2 separate regions of the Homo sapiens genome follow, and region 2 is linked to region 1. Evidence: read pairs that join two places in POLR2A ChIA-PET (ENCODE). Cell type or tissue: MCF 10A. All regions are shown on one strand. Each heading gives the region's core, and the rest is flanking DNA. Links, peaks and the distances in the headings are about the cores only. Region 1 holds the start of LOC101928398 (a long non-coding RNA gene). Region 2 overlaps ETS2-AS1 (ETS2 antisense RNA 1).

What was found. Peaks named below come from ENCODE experiments on the same cell type or tissue, not always from the same donor. Only the 100,000 strongest peaks of a DNase experiment are listed, where the experiment ranks them.
Region 2: POLR2A ChIA-PET joins it to region 1 with 5 read pairs; 2 of 35 experiments call an interaction of 5 or more read pairs at or near these places.

The regions. Positions count from the first base shown.
Region 1 is chr21:38,849,069-38,858,807 of GRCh38, reverse strand. It overlaps LOC101928398 (a long non-coding RNA gene), which reads right to left and starts at 1,269. Exons shown (of 3, transcript NR_109926.1): 1 at 1,183-1,269; 2 at 853-1,032; 3 at 1-731. In MCF 10A, for the core only: no CTCF peak of the experiment used is centred there; DNase peaks (open chromatin) are centred at 5,227 and 6,317.
Region 2 is chr21:38,926,613-38,936,351 of GRCh38, reverse strand. The region is part of intron 1 of ETS2-AS1 (ETS2 antisense RNA 1); the gene reads left to right. Among named protein-coding and RNA genes, the nearest start is that of ETS2-AS1, 6.9 kb to the left of the region's middle. In MCF 10A, for the core only: no CTCF peak of the experiment used is centred there; a DNase peak (open chromatin) is centred at 5,301.

The sequences.
Region 1 (9,739 bases), core at 909-8,908:
AGCACTTTCAGTCAAATAAACCCAAGAGTGCTGGTCATTCTCCAAATTTGTTTTCTGCCTGCTCTGTGCCATGGAGGCCAACTCCTCTGGCTTGCACTTCGCAGGCCCTCTTTCAGGCAGCTGCCTGTGCACCTGCAGTCAATGAGAGGATGGGAGCAAAAAGTGGGGGCAGTTTTCCCTGGTCCCTTGACAGGGCCTCACTGGGCTCAGATGACATCACTTCCTCTCTCCTCCCTTGAAACCTGGGGGTGGGAAACCTTGGCATCTGGGAGGCTTCCCATCATTTGTCTGAGCTCTCATCCCTGCCCACAGCTCAGGAAACTTCCTTTGTCAAAGTCTCTTCATCTGCACCATTTAGCATGAACTGTTCCTTGTGGGGGCAATGCTCCTTCTGCGTGCATACAATTTAGATATCTTTTCTGTATATACAGAATGTATGCACATAACTTTAAAAAAATTTACTTAATTTTTAAGGGGGTGGTTTCTTCATTTTCTGCTTTCCTCTTTAGCTCTGCTTCCAAGTTCCCCTCATCACTGCGGTCCCTAGTGAAATCTTCCAACTGCATGGTGTCCAGCACATTTTCAGCCAGAGATTTTAGTTGGCTCGTGGTATCTTTCATGACCTGTTTTTTTTGTGCATTCAAAGGTTTCCAGCCTTTCTTTCTCCTCCTTCCTTTCCTGTACTCTCTGCTCCCATCTCGCGATCTCTTGGTCGAGCACTTCCGGACTTTCTGCAAAATAGGTGTTTTCATTCAAACTGTGTTATTTCCTTCTGAAGTTTTCCTCCATCCTCCTTTCATCCTTTTAAGATGTGTCCTGCATCAATCACTTGGGAACGCTTAGGAGACTCACTTTTCCATGTTTTTTTTTCCAGAAAGCCTCCTGTGTCCTGCAGAGAAGACCTGCTCAGATTTTTATTAAGGGTCGATAAGCAGAGGGATTGTAACATTCAAGGTCTGGCCTCCATCAGGGGTGACTTGAGGGCTTCCTCAGCCTGTCTCTTTAGTCCAGTGTTCCACCTTCTCCATGGACCTGCTGGTGAGAACAACACTTTTACTAAGCTCTTTTCCTCTTTATAAAGTGTCATCTCTTAATGACTAAGACCACCACAGCAACACAAACCAGGACCTCCCAGGGATGCCCAGGGACCCCCGGGGCTCATCTCATGATCTCAGCCATCACCAGCACAGCAGCCCGCAGCAGCTTCAGAGCGGCTGGAGAGACATTTGGGGACGAGCAGCCCCTCTGTGGCTCTGCCTCTGTTTGCCAGTGGCCTGTGGACCACAACTGCCTACTCGGGACCCTGCGGAGTGTTCTGTATCTAATGCAAACAGGTGCCTGGCAACCAGGACAGATAATCAGTTGGGCTGGGGGAGGGGAGCAAGCCAGATTCTAAAAACAGTGTCCCTGACATTGCTGTGCTTACTGCACAGATAGAGGTGATATTATATTCCCTGCCCAGGTCATGAGGGAACTGGGAGTGGCTGACAGCACTCTGGAGCTCAGCCACACCAGGCCCAGCTGGCCCCACAGCAAACCCAGAGGGTCGAAGTGAGGCTACGCCCTGTCCCTTTCTGTCCACAAGGGCCTGTCAGGGCACAGTGGTGGGGCCTGTCCCTGGGTGAGGCTCAGTCTCCTGATTTCAAGTTTCCTTCTGCACAGGGAAAGTGGGTCCTGCCCACCAAGGTCCGAGGGACCCTCCTCTGAAGCCCCTCTCTCCTTTGTGTTTGGTCAAGGTTAGCAGATGGGGAGAGGACTGAAGAGTCTCCCCAAAGGTCTAAACTGAGAGACCTGGATTTTCAATGTAACAATCCAGGAGAAATAAGTAGATGGAGTCTAAAATTTCTGGTGGAGTCTACAATTTCATGGATTTTCTATGAAGCTGGTTTGTCCCTGTTCAGCAAGTGTCCTGAGTGAGGGTGACTCTGCTTTGGGTATGACAGGTTGACCCAAGCTCCTTCCCTCATGCCTCCCAAGGTGGCCCTGGGAACAGTCTCCAATCCACTGAGCCGTCTTCAGAAGTGCATGTCTACTACAAGGGGATGGGGCCTTCTTTCGGCTCATATTTGCCACCTTTTGCTTATTAAGCTACTTCTCTCTCCTAGAATCCCTCTGGCAGACCGAGACTCACAGCCTCTTGTTCATCCTCTGGGACTTTGCCATGAGCAACTCGCTCATGGTCCCTTTACCCAGAATGAAATTAGAGAACTGTCCGCCAAGGCCAGCCCTGGGGTCTTGAGAGATTGCCTAGCTCAGGCAGTAGGGGCCCCATGGATGTAGAGGACCAAGGCTCCGACTGGCCAGGTGGTGAGGGCCGGGGTGGAGGTCTAGGTCAGCCAACGCCTGAAGCGATAGTTGTGATAATTTCCTTCTTTCCTTCCTTCCTTCTCTCTCTCTTTCTTTCTTTCTCTCTTTTTTTTGAGACAGAGTCTTGTTCTGTTGCCCAGGCTGGAGTGGAGTGGCATTATCATATCTCATTGGAGCCTCAAATGCCTGGGCTCAAGCAATCCCCCTACTTCAGCCTCCCCAATAGCTGGGACCACAGGCATGCACCACCATGCCAAGCTATTTTTTTTTTTTCCTAGAGATAGGATCTCGCCATGTTGCCAAGGCTAGTCTGAAACTCCTGGCCTCAAGCAATCCTCCTGCCTTGGCCTCCCAAAGCGTTGGGATTACAGGCATGAGGCACTGCACGTGGCCTCTTTTTTTAAAAACAAAACAAAACTGGGCTTTATTTTTTAGAGCAGTGATAGGTTTAAAGAAAAATTGTGCAGAGATATTACATAGACCCTTGACTCCTCCCACAGTGTCCCCTATTATTATCAGCATTTTGCATTGTTGCAGTACGTTTGCTAAAATGGATGAAAGTACTGGTACATTATTATCCATGAAAGTCCATAGTTTACGTGAGGGTTCACTCCATGTGTTGTTCAGTTCTAGCAGTTTTGACAAATGCATAATGTCAGGCACGCACGATTACAGTAAAGCATAGAAGAGTTCCACTGCCCTAAAATTCCTCCTGGCTCCACTTGCTCACGCCGCCCTTCTTGCCCCTTTGCCCTGATACTTTTTCTGTAGTCCACATTGTCTGATATAAATACAGATATTCCAGCATTAACATGGTATATCTATCTCTATCTCTTTACTTGTATTCTAATTGTGTCTTTATAGTTAAAGTGAGTTTCTTGTAGACAACATACAGTTAGGTCTGGTTTTTTTAATCCACCCAGCTAGCGTCTGTCTTGTAATTCACATATTTAGAACATTGACATATAAACTAATTATTAATATATTTGATATAATATCAACCATATTTATTACTGTTTCTATGTGTTTCCCTTGTTCTGTTTCTTTTTCCTCTTACACTTTTTTCTCCTTTTCTGATTTTCCTTGAGAATTTTATATGATTCCATTTTATTTCCTCTTTCATTATATATCAGTTATACTTCTTTACAATTTTTTTAGTAGTTGCCTGTGATTTTGCAATATACACTTAAAACTGATCCAAGTCCATTTTCAAATAACACAATACCACTTCATGTGTAGTGAGAATATGTTATCACAGAGTATTCACAATTCTTTTCCTCATCTCTTATAACATTTTTGTCATTCATTTCACTAATTTATAAACTATAATCACCCAATACATGTTTACTATTATTATCTTGAAGAAAATGATAAACTGTTAGATTAGCATAAAATATGAAAAAGAAATTATTCATTTTAGCCTTCGTTTCTTTCTTCTTGAATGCTCTTCATTCCTTTTAGTAGACCTGAGTTTTTCACCTATGTCATTTTCCCTTCTTTTTCAAGGAAGTCCTACTGGCAGCAAACCCCTTCCGTTTTTCTTTCTCTGCAAAAGTATTTGCCATTCACTTTTGAAGGATAATTTCACTGGATACAGAATTCTATCTATAGCTAGTGGTGTTTTCTTTCTTTCAGCCCTTTAAATATTTCACTCCACACTCTCTTTTTACTTGCATGGTTTTCGAGGAGAAGTCTGATGTAGTCTTATGCTTGATCCTCCATACGTAAGGTAGGTTTTTTTTCCACCTCTGAATTCTTTCATTATTTTCTCTGCATCTTTGATTTTCTGCAATTTGAATATATACTATATACCTAGGTATACGTTTTAAAATATCCATCCTGCTTGGTGTTCTCTTTAGTTTCCTGAATCTGTGGTTTGGTGTCTCATTAATTTTGGAAAATTCTCAGTCATTATTACTTCAAATATTTTTTCTGTTCTTTTCTCCCTTTCTTCTTTTTTGGTATTCCCATTACATATATGTTACACCTTTTGTAATTGTCCTGCCATTTTTAAACATGGTGCTCCATTTTTTTTTCAGTCTTTCTTCCCTTTGTCTTTCAGTTTGAGAAGTTTCTATTCATATATCTTCAAGCTCACTGACATATAGCTTATATTGTGTTCCAGTTACTACAAAAGAGCACTGCGGATGTGCTGGGCAGAAATGGGGGAGGCGAATCATTCTATATAGAGTCCAATGATTAGGTTTCAGGTTTTTAGTGAGCCTGTGTCCCTGGGCTGTGACCTTCACCTGGGAGTCTCAGTTATTATCCCATCTTATATTAGGTAATACAGGAAAGCTAGCTGAGATGGGACTGGGATGTTTCCTTTTCCCTGGGTGTTAGGATGAAGGAAGCTGAAGTACAGCATTTCCCTCCACAAAGATGAGGTGGTGCTTCTCCACCTGTCCACTAAGATAATGGAGGTGGTGGAGCCTGGTAGACCACAAGTAGGGTGGTGGCACAGATGTGATGTCCCCTGCCCAAGATGGAATCAGAGAGCCAGCCTGGGATCCCACCTCCATCACTTCCCAGCTTTGTGATCCTGAGCAAATTAGTTATTGTCACTGCAGTGTCATTTCCTCATCTTAAAAGAAGGTAATAACAGTCATCCCATAGCACACTTATGAGAGTTAAATCAAATGATGCAAGGGAAATGCCTGCAACACTGCCTGGCAGATAACAGAGTCTCAACAGATGGTAGAGGTCATTCTGAAGAGAATGCCATTTGACCTAACTGGGGTGACGAAGGCAGTTAAGAGTAGGCGAGAGGAGTGGTAGGGCTTGGGGAAAGCAGGTCAGGCAGCTGGTGGGATTTGCAGAGCTGAGGAGAGCCTTCCAGGTGCATTTAGTTGCTGACGGAGTCTGGCCCAAGCCCAGGCCACAGGCACAGTCCCAGGAGACATGCTCATGAGCTGTCATCTCAGTCCAGCCGCTGACTCACCCCACAGGCGGGCACCCAGGGAGCAGGTGCTGCAGCTGTTGCGTCATTAGACCTCTGAGGCTGTAAGAGCTGACCATCTTCTGGCTGATGGAGTAACTTGCCCACAGGTGGGGATGGGAGGGATGAAGGCCCAGCCTCTCTTGTGTGTCTGGGATGAGAGGGACAGTATCCTCACCTTGGTCTAGACTTTGTCGTTCAAAAGGTAAGCTGGGGAGCAGCAGGCTCAACATCACCTGGGCGCGTGTTACAGATGCAAACCTCTGGTCTAGTCCCAAACTTGCTGAGTCTTAATCTGCATTTGGCAAGCTCTCAAAGTGATTCCTTTGTATGTAAAAGTCTAAGAAGCACTGGCTAGCATCTTTCTGGTTCACATGCACGTTAAAGCTTGAGAAGTGTTGGCCTAGGGATCTTCGTGGATTCCAAATAGAAGTCAGAATACCAATAACCAGTATTAATTTCTGATTGTAATATCAGCAGCTGAAGGATCAAGGTGTTTGGAACCCAGGAATCACAATCAGACTTTTTCAGGCCGCAAATGGATTGATAAAACAATGGAGGTCTCTCTGATAAGGTAACATTTCAGCTGAGCATGGAAGTAAGTGAAGACATGATCATAGGAGTATCTGGGGATCGAGCAGCAAGTGCAAAGGCCCTGGGGCTGGAACACACTCAGTGTGTGTGAGAAATGGCAAGGGGTTCAGTGTGCCTGATGCAGATTAAGCAAAGAGGCCAGGAGTAGGAGGTGATATGGAAAGATTGTGTTGACTCTGCAGTTCATGGTAAGGCCTTAGGATATTGTCATGAGTGAAATGGGAAGCTGTCGGAAGGTTTAGAATGAAGGGGTCATATTATCTGACTTTTGTTTTAACAGGAATCTCTCCAGCTGAGTCTAATTTCTGAGAGTAGACTGAAGAGGACACAGCAGGGCAGTCTAGTCAGAGGTGCCTGCAGGAATCCCAGACGAATGGTAGGGAAGGTAGTGAAGGAGGTGAAGAGATGAGCTTTGAGCCTGGTCCTGTTTAGAGCAGAGCTGGCAGGACTTGCTAGGGATGGGTGCATGCTGTGGGAGAAAGAGAAGCTCCTGGGTTGGCTCTGTGCACCTCTGTGACTCAGCTTTCCTGGAAGGTGCTTTGCGTTTTTCCTTCAGTATCTGACAGGCATGGGCAGAAGAGTCTTTGTTTTTTGGGGGGCTTTTTTGTTTGTTTGTTTGTTTGTTTGTTTGGTGATGGAATTTCACTCTTGTCACCCAGGCTGGAGCACAGTGGCCTGATCTCGGCTCACTGCAACCTCTGCCTCCCGGGTTCAAGTGATTTTCATGCCTCAGGCTCCCAAGTAGCTGGGATTAAAGGCGCCCAACACCACTCCCAGCTAATTTTTGTATTTTTTAGTAGAGACGGGGTTTCACCATGTTGGCCAGGCTGGTCTTGAACTCCTGACCTCAGGTGGTCCACTCACCTCGGACTCCCAAAGTGCTGGGATTACAGGCGTGAACAACCATGCCCAGCCCAGGCAGAAGAGGCTTAAACATGGCCGGTGGTACATGTACTTTCATTACTTTTCTGCCCACCCCCCCTAAAATGTCAGTAAAAGCATGAAAACAGGGAACCTTACAGGATGAGGAGCCCAGGACTGGGGATTAAATAAGATGAATGACAATGTGAGTTATGTCTGAAGAGGAAAGCAGACACAGCCATGGGTGGGAGGTGACTTAGCAGAGGGAAGGAAGCTGGCTACCGAGTGTCTGCAGTCAGAGGTGCAGGCAGAAGACCTTGAGGATCCACCCGAGAGGCTCCGGAATCAGACTCCAGGCCCTCTGAAAGGTTGGGATGAGATGGGGTTGGCAAGAGGTGGGTTATTGAATGCTGTCCAAGGGTTGTTAGATCTGCTGCTCAGGCAGACACTAGCTCCTTGATCCCACGAGAGACTCGAGGGTGATCCTCTGGGAAATCGAGGCAGCTGGCACTCCAGTGCAGGGTGAGGTGGGGATATGAATTGTGCACACTGAATGGTGGACTTCTGGCCCCTTCCCCATCCCTGCTCCAGGGCAGCCATAGCCAAACCTATAACCAGCAAGCAGGAAAACAGATGACCTCTGAGGACAACATCACCCAGAGGACAGGCTCCAGATGCTAACAATGTGGGCTCCTCTGAACATGTACTTCGCCTCTCACTGCACAGGCAAATCCTGCCCCAGCACACCAGTTTCTGATAAATATTTTAGTGTCTCACTCTTAACTATGAATAGATAGCCAAGGATCACCAGACAGGAAGCCCTCTAACACAGACAAACAGAAACTAAAGACAAGACAGAAAGGATCTCAGAGAAAACAGGCAATTCAGGGAGCAGAGGGAAACTTTCTGGACAAACCCACAATTAAAACCTTCTAGGACTTAAGAGGAGCTGTATACTTGTGATTCAAGATCAGGCTCCTAGCAGGAACATTCATAGCTCCAGGATTAGGGGCAGGAAAGAGGACAGAGCTGAAACAAAATTCTACAGGAGGATTAGAAGATAACAATGAGAATTTTTGCCAAAAAAAAAATACCGCAAAAGGCCGAAGAACCAACAATAGGAGAGGAGAGATGAAAAGACAAGAGAAGAAAGTTGAACTCCTGACAAACAGGAATTCCAAAAGAGAGAAAAGGAAAAAAATATATAGAGAATAAGTTATTTTTTAAAATGCAAGAAAATTCCCTAGAGCTAAGTGGCATAAATCTCCTGATAGATGCTCAGGCCAAGGCAAATCATCATGGAATATCACTGCAGCAGAGATAAAGAGAAGGCCTTAGAAGCTTCTAGAGGAACACAGAGGCCACTTAGCAAATATCAGCAATCAGGAGGCCCTTAGAATTCTCAACAGCAACACAGGGAGCTAGAAGACAAGGGCCTTCAAAATTCTGGAAGGGCAACAAATTTCTAATGTGGAATTCTTGGCTTATGAAACTACTGATCAATTTTGAAAATGAAATACAGGCATTTTCAAGCACTCAAGATCTCAAGAAACGTTTCTTGTCTGCACCCTTTCTCAGGCAGTTACTGGGCACATGCTCGTCCAAGATAAGAGAAAACCAAGAAAGAGGAGTCTCAGCAGCGAAACCAGTGAAGCAGAGCAGGACAGAAGGGATTGTCAGGCTGGCAGCCATGCAGGGGACCCAGGGAGCCATCAGTCCAGGTGGAAGCTGGGAGACCAGGGTTTCCCGGAGGCATTCCTCCAGGAAAAACATGAACTGAATTTTTTTTTTGATATATAAGCTGTGCGGAAAATAGAATTGAGAAAGCGTTTTACAAGTAAATTGTGGCTGTTGAAAATTAGCCAGAGGTGCATCGGGGAAAATCCAAAGTAATTATAAGCTTGAAAACATACACATGTACGAGACAGAAATGCAATCTTATTTCTTGATGTGGCTCAGTGGAAAATATTTACATAATCATAGTATTGACTTCCTGAAGACCCAGATAAACAACATTGGGAAGATGAAGAAAGAGAAGCGAATGTTTGTTGGGGCAACAGGGTGGTAATTTGGGGGAGTATTAAAGAGCTGTATTGGCTTCCTGTTGCTTCTGTAACTCATTACCGGACATTCAGTGGCTTAAGACAACACAACTGTGACCTTGCAGTTCTGGAGTTCAGAAGTCTGAAATGAGTCTTCACTGTGCTATAATCAAAGGCGTCGGCAGGGCTGTTGTCTTTCTGGAAGCTCTGAGGAGAATCTTCCTTGCCCTTTCCAGCTTCCAGAGGCCGCCACATTCCTCGGCTTTGGCCCCTTCCTCTGTCTTCACAGTGAATTGTTCCAACCTCTGCTTCCACGGCGACCTCTCTTTTTTCTGACTCCACTCTCATCCCTCCCTTTCATATGGACGCTTATGATGATATTGGACCAGGCTGAATAATCCCTCCCTTTCATATGGATCCTTATGATTATATTGGACCAGGCTGGATAATCCCTCCCTTTCATGTGGACCCTTATGATGATATTGGACCAGGCTGGATAATCCAGGAAAATCTCCCCATCTCAAGATGCTTACTTGAATCACACCTGCAAAGTCCCTTCTGGCATGGAAAGTGACATGTTCACAGGATCCCATGTTCCCAGGATTAGGACATGGACATCTTTAGTGGGGAGAAGCCATGGTTTTGCAGATCCCCAAGGTTAATGTGCTCAATGGAGGATCAGGATCTAGCCCTATGAGCATGTTATTAACGAGCATAGAAGTGAATTCCCAAAAGCATCACTAAGTGCACTGGTGGTCGTAATCTCATGGCTATGAGCAGCGTGGGGTAGGCAGAGCCAGGGGCTAGTTGTTTCCATTATAAGCCTTGTGATATTTTAGACCATGTGTATCTAATGCTGTGATAAAGAGTAAAATGTCCAGTCAGGTGCAGTGGCTCAAGCCTGTAATCCCACCACTTTGGGAGCCCAAGGCGGGAGAACCACTTGTGTACAGGAGTTCCTGGCCAGCCTCGGCAACATAGTTAGACCCTGTCTCTA
Region 2 (9,739 bases), core at 509-8,508, 78 kb before region 1:
ACATTGGAGAGAGAGAGACGGAGACAAACACAGGGACAGAAACAGACAGAGACAAAGAGAGACAGAGGGAGGAGAGAGAGAGAAAGTGTTCGGAGCCGTTTTTTTCCAGTCTTTCAGGAGCGGCCTGCATCTCACCTTTGGTTCCGTGGAAAGGAGCACTGTTGCCATACACAGCTGTTGAGATTCATGTAAACAAAGGTCCGTGCGTGCTAAGCAGAGTTTGGAGAATGGGTCCTGGAGACCATGCATTATAATTGGGTAGTAAGAGAACGTAAGTAGTGGCTCAAATATTTCAGCAAGGTTTCAAAAGAAATATGATTTACAAAAATGTCATTTGGTGGCTCTATGGTCCAAAGCTGCTTATTTTTCAGAGGAATGAACTCCATTTATTTAGTAAAAGGAACAGAAAGGAATATTCCGGTGCATGAAGCAGGTGCGTGCCTGGAGCTTTGCTTTTTGGAGGTTGCCTCACTTCAACCTCGCAGCAAACTCCGTGAAAGCTTAGACCTCATTGTGTACAGTGGTTAAGGGTGCAGGGGCCCAACAGTGAGTGCTATGGAGGACATGAAGCTACGGGAGACCCCTCACTGTGGGGGCCCCGTCAAATGGTAGGCACTTAGGAAGACCAGCATGGCAGTTTCATGTAAAATGAAACACACACCACTCCCATGACCCAGCAATTCCACTCCTAGGAAGGGTTTGCCCAAGAGAAATGAAAACGTGTGCACCGAAGGACCTGCCCAAGAGTGTTTACAGCAGGTTGATGCATCGTAGCCAAAAACTGGAACCCAAGAGTTAGCCCACAGGCAAATGATAGCAATCTGTGGAATATTGAAACCACGGGTAGGAGAACAGGAGAAAAGGAGCAATGTACTGTTTTATTTATATGATATTCAAGAACAGGTAGGACTGATGGGTGGTGATGGGAATCAGGACTGTGGCTGTCTCGGGACAGGGACTGGACCCACTAGAAAAGGGCAGTGGGGAATTTTCTTGGGGAAATGATCTGTTCTATATCTTGATTCAGGTGGCGCTACACAGGGCTTAAATTTGTCAGATCGTACTGTGAATTTCACTTAATGAAGCTTTGCCTCATTAAGAATGTTTTAAATGGTAAAATCTTTATTAATAAGTACAGGTTCTGAAGACAGACGGCCTGGGTTTGAGTCTTTTCTCTTCTGTCTGTAGGAGTTTGCTGTGGCTGTCATAGCAAATGACCACAAGCTTGATGCCTTCAAACAACACAACTTCATTCTGTTATGGGGCTGGAGGGCGGAAATCCGAAGTTAGTGTTGCTGGGTTAAGGTCAAGGCATTGGCAGGGCTGTGCCACTCTGGAGGGTCTAGGGGAGAATCTGGTCTTGTCTTTTCTGGCCCCTGGTGGCTGCCAGCATTCCCTGGCCCATGGCCCCTCCCTCCGTCTTTAAAGCAACCACGTAGCATCTTGCTCCTTGGTAACAGCCCTTCTGCTCCTGTAGCATATCTTCCTCTGTGTTCTTCTTTAAGGCCTCTTGTCATTGCATTTAGGACATACCAGGACAATCTCTTCATCTGAAAAAATCCCTAAACCCAGCCTGGTGAGGTGGCTCACGCCTATAATCCCAGTACTTTGGAAGGCCGAGGGGTGGTTCACCTGAGGTCAGGAGTTCAAGACTAGCCTGGCCAACATGGTGAAACCCATCTCTACTAAAAATATAAAAGTTAGCTGGGCATGATTGTGGGCACCTGTAATCCCAGCTACTCAGGAGGCTGAGGCGGGAGAATCGCTTGAACCCAGGAGGCAGAGCTGCAGTGAGCTGAGATCACGCCACTGCACTCTGGCCTGGGTGAGAGTGCAAGACTCTGTCTCAAAAAAAAAAAAAAATCCTTAAGCCCATCATTTCTGAAGAGACTTCTGGCCCTGGGACATCACATTTAACTTTAATCACCTCTTTAAAGGCCCCATCTCCGAATACAGTCACAGTCTGAGCTACTAGGGGATAGGGCTTCAAGACAGGAGTTTTTGTTTTTATTTTTTTGAGACAGAGTCTCACTCTGTCACCCAGACTGGAGTGCAGTGTCGCGATCTCGGTTCACCGCAATCTCTGCCGCCCGGGTTCAAGTGATTCTCCTGCCCTAGCCTCCCGAATAGCTGGGATTATAGGCATGTGCCACTACCACTCGGCTAATTTTTGTATTTTTAGTAGAGATGGGGTTCACTATGATGGCCAGGCTGGTCTTGAACTTCTAACCCCAGGTGATTCACCCGCCTCGGCCTCCCAAAGTGCTGGGATTATAGGCTTGAGCCACCGTGCTAGGCCAAGAGATGAATTTTGAGGGGAACACAGTCCAGCTCATAACACAATGTGTAGCAAAACAAATCCAAAAGGGAAGGACAAGGTAAACACGGAAAGGTGGCAAAAGAAGTGGCGGCCCCTGTGGGTGTGTCTGCTCATGTGAACACAAGCTCAGGGACGTTCCCTCCACGTGAATTAACCGTGAACAGAGGGAAGTGGAGAAATGGACTCTGGGCACAGGAAGGATGGAGGGTGTGGGTGACAGCAGCACTCAGGCCACCGCCTGGCAGAGGCAGCTAGCAAAGGGGAGGTCATGAAAGCCGTGTGTGTGTGGGTGGAGGGGGGCTGAGGAAGGAGGGCCCCTCCATCTCCTGGTCTTTTCCATCCATCATTTGAGGGCGTAGACACCAGGAGTTGGCTCATACCTGATACCATCCCATGTTTACACGAAGGGATAGGTCTCAAACTGTGGAGCCTGGACTGACCTCTCACCATTGCCTGGAAACGTGTTAGCAATGCAGAATCCCAGGCCCTACCCAGACCCACGGAATCAGAAACTATGGGGCGAGGAACAACGGGTGTTGCACCAAGCCATTCAGGTGATTCTGATGCCCCCGAAGGTTTGAGAACTGCCGCTGTAATTATGTTGAACTGAACTTCAACTGTAATTATGTTGAACTGAACTTCAACTGAGTGGCCCTGCACAGACCGTGGATATAGAAGAAGGCTGCTGTAACACCAGGTCTTGGGGTGAATCTTCATGTGATCTTCGGAACAAGGATACTTGGCTTGGATCCCAGCCCAGACACCCTGCACCTATAGGATGGGGACCTTGGCCCTGACCTCAGGATGGTGAGAATGAGACATTCTATGGGACACTCACAGCAGAGAGTCAGGCGTGACTAGAGACCTAACAGCATCTTCTTTCCTTCCTCCCTGGGCCCTGCCCCTTGTAGGCAATGGGTATGGCATTATTTTGCTTTTATTTTGCATCCTTCGACATGGGCCACCCTACTTTAAGAAAACTTGGAGGGAGGGAAGGTTGGGGAGGACACACCTCATTTCCCTGGACCCCTTTTGGAACTAGCCAAATCCCCAGAGGGCCTTAATGGTTCTTACTTGGATTTGCAGCCCAAATCGGGCTTAGGTTGAAACCTCAGAAGCAGACAGAAGCAGCAGAAGAGATGTATTAAGAATAGAGATAAAGCCGGGCATGGTGGCTCAAATCCCAGCACTTTGGGAGGGTGAGGTGGGCGTATCATTTGAGGTCAGGAGTTTGAGACCAGCCTGGCCAACATGGTGAAACCCATGTCTACTAAAAAAATCCAAAAAATTAGCTGGGCATGGTGGCGTGTGCCTGTAATTCCAGCTACTTGAGAGGCTGAGGCAGGAGAATCGCTTGAACCCAGGAGGCAGAGGTTGCAGTGAGCTGAGATCATGCCTCTGCACTCTGGCCTGGGTGACACAGTGAGACTCTGTCTCAGAAAAAAAAATAATAATAAAAATAAATAAAAAAATAAATAAAAATAGAGATAGGCAGCGACTTTGAGTGAAAGTGACCTAAAGGGGCATTTTAGGGTGGAACTGTGTGTGAGTTTCCCGGAGCTGCTGTAACAAACAGCCACAAACTCAGTGGCTTCAAACAACAGAAATGGGGCTGAGCACAGTGGCTCACGCCTGTAATCCCAGCACTTTCGGATGCCAAGGCAGGTGGATCGCTTGAGCTCAGGAGTTTGAGACCAGCCTGGCCAACATAGAGAAACCCCATCTCAACAGAAAATACAAAAATTAGTTGGGCGTGGCGGCGGTGCATGCCTGTAATCCCAGTTTCTCAGGAGACAGAGATGGGAGGATTGCTTGAGCCTGGCAGGTCCAGGCTGTGGTGAGCTGTGATCACACCACTGCATTTCAGCTTGGGTGACAGGGTGAGACCCTGCTCAAAAAGAAAAGAAAAAAACAAACCAAAAAGAAAACAGAAATGTATTCTCTCACAGTCTTGGAGGCCAGAAGTCTGTAATCAGTTGGTTCCTTCTTGGGGGCTCGGAGGAAGAACCCTTCTTGCCTCTTCCTGGTTTCTGGCGGTTGCCAGGGATCCTTGGGGTTCTGGGGCTTGCAGCAAATGCCTCCCATCCCATGGCCTCCTTCCTGCGTGTCTTTACATCATCTTACCTCTGTGCCTGTGTCCACATTTCCCTCTTAGGAGGACACAGCCTTTGGATTTAAAGCACACCCTACTCCAGCGTGACCCCATCTTCTTATATTTACAAAGACCCTCTTTCCAAATAAAGTCACATTCCCAGGTACCAGGGATTGGGACGGTAACGTATCTTTTCAAGGGACACAATTCAAGCCACCACACTCAGCATTTATGTAGCAGTGCCGGGAATGATGGCAGCTTTTTGGGCAGGCTCTGCTTTGCAGCGGCAGGCAGGTGGGTGGCAGGATCTGCCCAGTGGCGAGTTTCTCAGAAAGCATTTGTTCCTCTGAAAGCATTTGTTCCTCTGAGGAGGGGGACTTCACTCTGGAGAAACTGGCTGGACTCTCAAAGCCTTGAGAGCTAATGGCAGCTTCTCAGGACCTACAAAATAGAGAAAATGAGGAAATATCGTAGGTTGTTTGAACCAACTATTGCCTATTTAACTTCACAGAATGGAATTAAGAAAAAGGAGAAGCAGAAGTTAGATCTTAATGACTTTTTTTTGTTGTTGTTTGAAGGCAATTTAATGAGAGATGGGTGGGAGCAATAATGAGGGTGGTCTGAAAATCAATGTGGTAACTGTCTCCTGCATCTGGACGGAATGTACTGAAAGGAAGTCATATATGTTTAATGATGTGTTTGTTAGTATTCGAGTTCCTTGTGACTAGCTGGGGGCCGTTCCTTTAAGAGCATGCTTTTAGGGGGAAAAATCTGCTCTTGGAAAAAGAAAATGAACAAACTCAAACCTCCACAAACACTTTGTATATTGCACACTGCTGCACTTTGGCTAAAGTGATGGTGAAGTGGGTGACCTCACTTCCCCCAGGCAATATCTTGCACAACTTCAGAAGGAGGAGTGGGGTCAGTCTGGGGGATATTGCTCCATCTGGAGTTTTCTGAGTTTCTGGCTGCTTGGACATTGCTTGTCTGTTTCCTTTAATAGAGTGGGTGACGGCTGTCTCAAGGCAAAGGCTTTATCCCCAATACCCCCTACTCCTTGCCATTTGACTTTTAACTGTTTAATCCAAAGCTATCTTCAAAAATATAAATAGTCTTAGGAAAATATCAGGGCAGGCCTTGCAGGCATGGCCCAGCAGAGCATCTACAACAACCCAGTTTCTTGGGGTGCCCCCTGATCCACAGGTTGCCAAGTTGAGTTGCATTCTGTGATTTAACTGCTCTATCCACCACTGATAAAGCCTGCCTTCCAGGCAGGCTGTCAGTCAGCAAAGTGTCCTGGCAGAAGAACACTGTCTTAAGGCATGAGGTAGCCTGAACAATGCCCCCTCTCTTCCCCCAAAAAAGCCTGTGTCTGAATCCCTGTGAATATGTTACTCTACACAGCTGATGTGATAAATAAGGTATCTTGTGATGGGAAATTATACTGAATTATCTGAGTGGGCCCTGAAGCATAGCAGAATAATATGCCTCCCCAATATAAGCCATGTTGGTAACAGGATTATTTTAAGCTGAAGGCAATTGAGAAGAAGAAAAGCTCCCTGCCTTCCCCCTGTTTGTCTAAAAGCGGAACATAAATTTGTAAAGGTATCCCCCTCCTTTCTCTACCAAGAAGGGCAAGTGTTAATCATCAGAGACAGCTCTAGACCCTTATCAGCCTGTGACGGCACCAGGGGAATCAACAAACCTTATTAACTAGCCCTTATCTACCATTAGGTTTTCCATATATTTGTCTTCCCACAATGTGTCCTCCCCCTTGAAACTCAAAGCCCTTTTCTCTTGTCTTGTCACTTCTCTACAAAATTGACTGTTCTTTTGTTAAAATTCTATGTAAACCCAAGTTCTATCCACCCCTCTGAGTTACTCATCCCTGAGTGCTCCTCATGCATGGTTAAGATGCACACATTAGTAAACTTCTGTCTGCTTTCCTCTTGTTAATCTGTCCTTCATCAGTGCCTTAGTCCATCTTCTGCTGCTATAACAGAATGCCACAGACAAGATAATTTATTTCAAAAAAGAGAGATTGATTTAGCTCACAGTTCTGGAGGCCGGGAAGTCCAAGTGCTTGGCACTTGCATCTGGCCAAGGTGGGCCCATGGCAGAAGGCAGAAGTGAGCATGTGAGACAAGCAGAGGAAATTAGACTGAACTCATTCTTTTCATCAGGATCCCACTTCTGCAACAACTAACCCACTCCCACAATAATGACATTAATCTATTAATCACCTCTTCAAGGCCCCACCTCCTGATACATTACATTACATCACATTGGCAATTAAGTTTCAACATGAGTTTTGGAAGAGAGACATTCAAACCATTAGCAATTAGTCTCATTTACAAGACTATAGCTGGGGAACCTAGGAGGGTGAGAGTAGACGTTTTTTCCTTCTTTATGGCCCCCAAATTTTGTGTTTTTAAAGCCACTAAGTCTATGGTAATTTACTACAGCAGCTCCAAGGAAACTAACACAAAGGATATTGGAAACTAGATAATGACTGATCAACCCACCCTGTCACCCTCTTGGGAAGCATGAGGAAAAGACTAACCAAGAATTGGCAAGGGCAAAGCAGCATGCTGCAAGAGGAAGCCAGACATGGGAGCTATGTGGCCACAGGCTTGTGACTAGCAGAAGCCATATGTCACAGCAACAGAGAAAAGAGCCACCATCTTCGAGGAGCAATGAAGATGGTACCCCTGGCCCACTGCATTGGTTCCTCCCTACATGCTCACACCTCTGTGCAGCATGGCTGGCAGCTGGTGGGAAAGGTTCCATCCATCAGACATCCCAGTCAAACACTTAGGCCCAAGTGTGAGTGAGCTTCAGACTCCTCAGTGGACAGGGCTGCTGGTGCCAGGGTGGGTTGGGGCCCTGTTGTACAACCTTTCCATCCTTATCACCTCCCAGAAAGAAAAACTAATCGATTTAAACTTAATTTAATTTCCTCACAACAAAGGAAATTCAATACTAAAGAGTAAGAATGTGCTGTAGAGAATGAAAATTTAAAGGGCCACAAACCATTATGATGTCTAAGATTTGTTGACCCCTTAAGAACCAGTTTTCTGCCCTTTGGAAAGAGCATCACCCCCATTAAGGATGTGGGGTGCAGGGAAGGTGAGGCTGCCAGTGAAGAGCTAAGTACACACAGCAGGTGTTGGCTGCAGACAGTTGTCTGGGCTGGCCCATGGCCTGCTGCAGTAGAATCTTTCCTGTTCACATGAAAACATGACTGTGTCAGGAGGTCCAGTTTTTTCTCCACCTCAAATGTGTACAAGTGTAGCTGCTACAATTAAATCAAACTCGTTCCTCTATAATAGCTGATGATATTCAGGCCTCATCAGACTTTTCTCTTATTCTTTGGACTCTGCCTTTTTTGACGTGGGAAAATTTTTGGTTCCTTTTGGACTTTCCATCGTCCCATAAATGTTCCCCTCTCTCTCTTTCTCCCCTACCCCCTAACTGAAGTGGGAGGAAGAGGGGTCTTTGTCACTTCTTTTCACCCTTCCAGTCTGCAAAGTAGTTACTTGAATTAACCGTGAACTAGTGACTTAGAATCTTAAAAGTGTTGAAGCTTCACTGGCTGGGCTCTCTCTGTTTATCGAAAAGCCTCTTTTGTTTTTCCGCAAACCATTGTTTATACGAGACAAAAAATGTTATATTCATGGCAAAGTTGAAATTCTGGAAGATTAAAGATAAATATCTACTCATAGACTTGGCAAGTAGAATTAATGCTACATTTGTTTCATCAACAGGTATTTTTTGAGCCCCAGTTAGGAGTAGGCCGGTGTCTTAGGAACTGGAACTCTGTGGTAGACAAGGTGGAAGATTTCTGCTCTTGTGGTTTTTCAGTGATGGGGCCTCAGTGCCTTGCAGGTGAAATGCAGATACTGAAGCTGAAGCAAGCTCTGTGGCCCATGGCCCATAGCCTACGGCACTAAAGGGCAGGCACCTGCTGTTCTCTGGGCTGTGGAGTCACCTTGCAGCATCTCACCCATTCTTGTTGCCACATTTTTCGAGAGCTATTAACCAACTCAAGTCTGTTGGAGAGGAAACAGGCTGCAGAGGCCTTGGGAGGCCATAGCCCATGAGGAAGGAGGGAAATCATGGGGCAGCCAGTCTGGAAATGGGCACCCTTGAAGGTGCACCTGAGCTGTTCTCAGAAAGCTGGAGGAAGATCTCAAGTAGGAAGAGTTAGACATGGGTTATTTGCTGCAGAGTTCACAACAAGGAGTGATGGGTTGGAAGCTCTGGAGAGGTGACTTTCAGCCCTGGAGAGGAGGCCAATGTGTGTGAGGCTGAAGAATCCCCCCTTCCTGCAAAGATACCCACATTCTAATCTCTGGAACCCGTGAATACATCACTTTATAGGGCAGAGACTTTGCAAATGTGATTAAATTAAGGATCTGGGATGGGAGTTTGTCCTGGCTCATCCAGGAGGGCCCTAAATGCACTCTCTAGTGTTCTTATAAGAGATGGGCAGAAGGAGATTTTACATAGACAGAAGAGGGCCATCTGATCGAGGAAGCAAGATGCTACACTACAGGCTTTGAAGATGGAGGAAGGAAGGGACCAGGAGCCAAGAAATGCAAGGGATGTAGCTCTAGATGCTGGGAAAGGCAAGGAAACAGATTCTCCACCACAGCCCTTGGAGGGTGCTAGCCCAGGGAAACTGGTTTTGGACTTCTGGCTTCCAGAACCATGAGAGGATAAATTGCTATTTCCTTAAACACCCAAGATTAAAATAATTTGTTACAGCAGCAAGATAAAGCTAATATACCATGCTAAACAATTTCTTTGAGACGTAGTGAGGTCTCCATCCCCAACAGTGACTGATGGCTTCTCAGAGTGTGTCCATAAAAGAGATGGTGACCCTGGGGGGCAGGTTGCACAGGAGAATATCTGAACCCCTCGTAGCTCTAAGCATGTGGGATTAGTTTGCCAAGGCTGCCATAACAAAGAACCACAGACTGGCTGTCTTAAACAGCAGAAATTTATTGTCTCCCAGTTCTGGAGGCTGGAGTCCAAGACCAAAGTGTGGCAGGGTTGGTTTCTCCTGACTGGTAGATTTCTCCTGAGGTCTCTCTCCTCGACTCATAGATGCCGTCCTCTCCCTGTGTCCTCACAAGCTCATCCCTCTGTGTATGTTTCTGTCTCCTCTTCTTATGAGGACACCAGTCAGACTGGATTAGGGACTCACCCAAATAGCGTTACTTTACTTTAGTTACCCCTCTGAAGACCCCATGTCCAAACAGAGTCACATTCTGAGCTACCATGGGTTAAGGCTTCAACATATCAATTTTGGGAGACACACT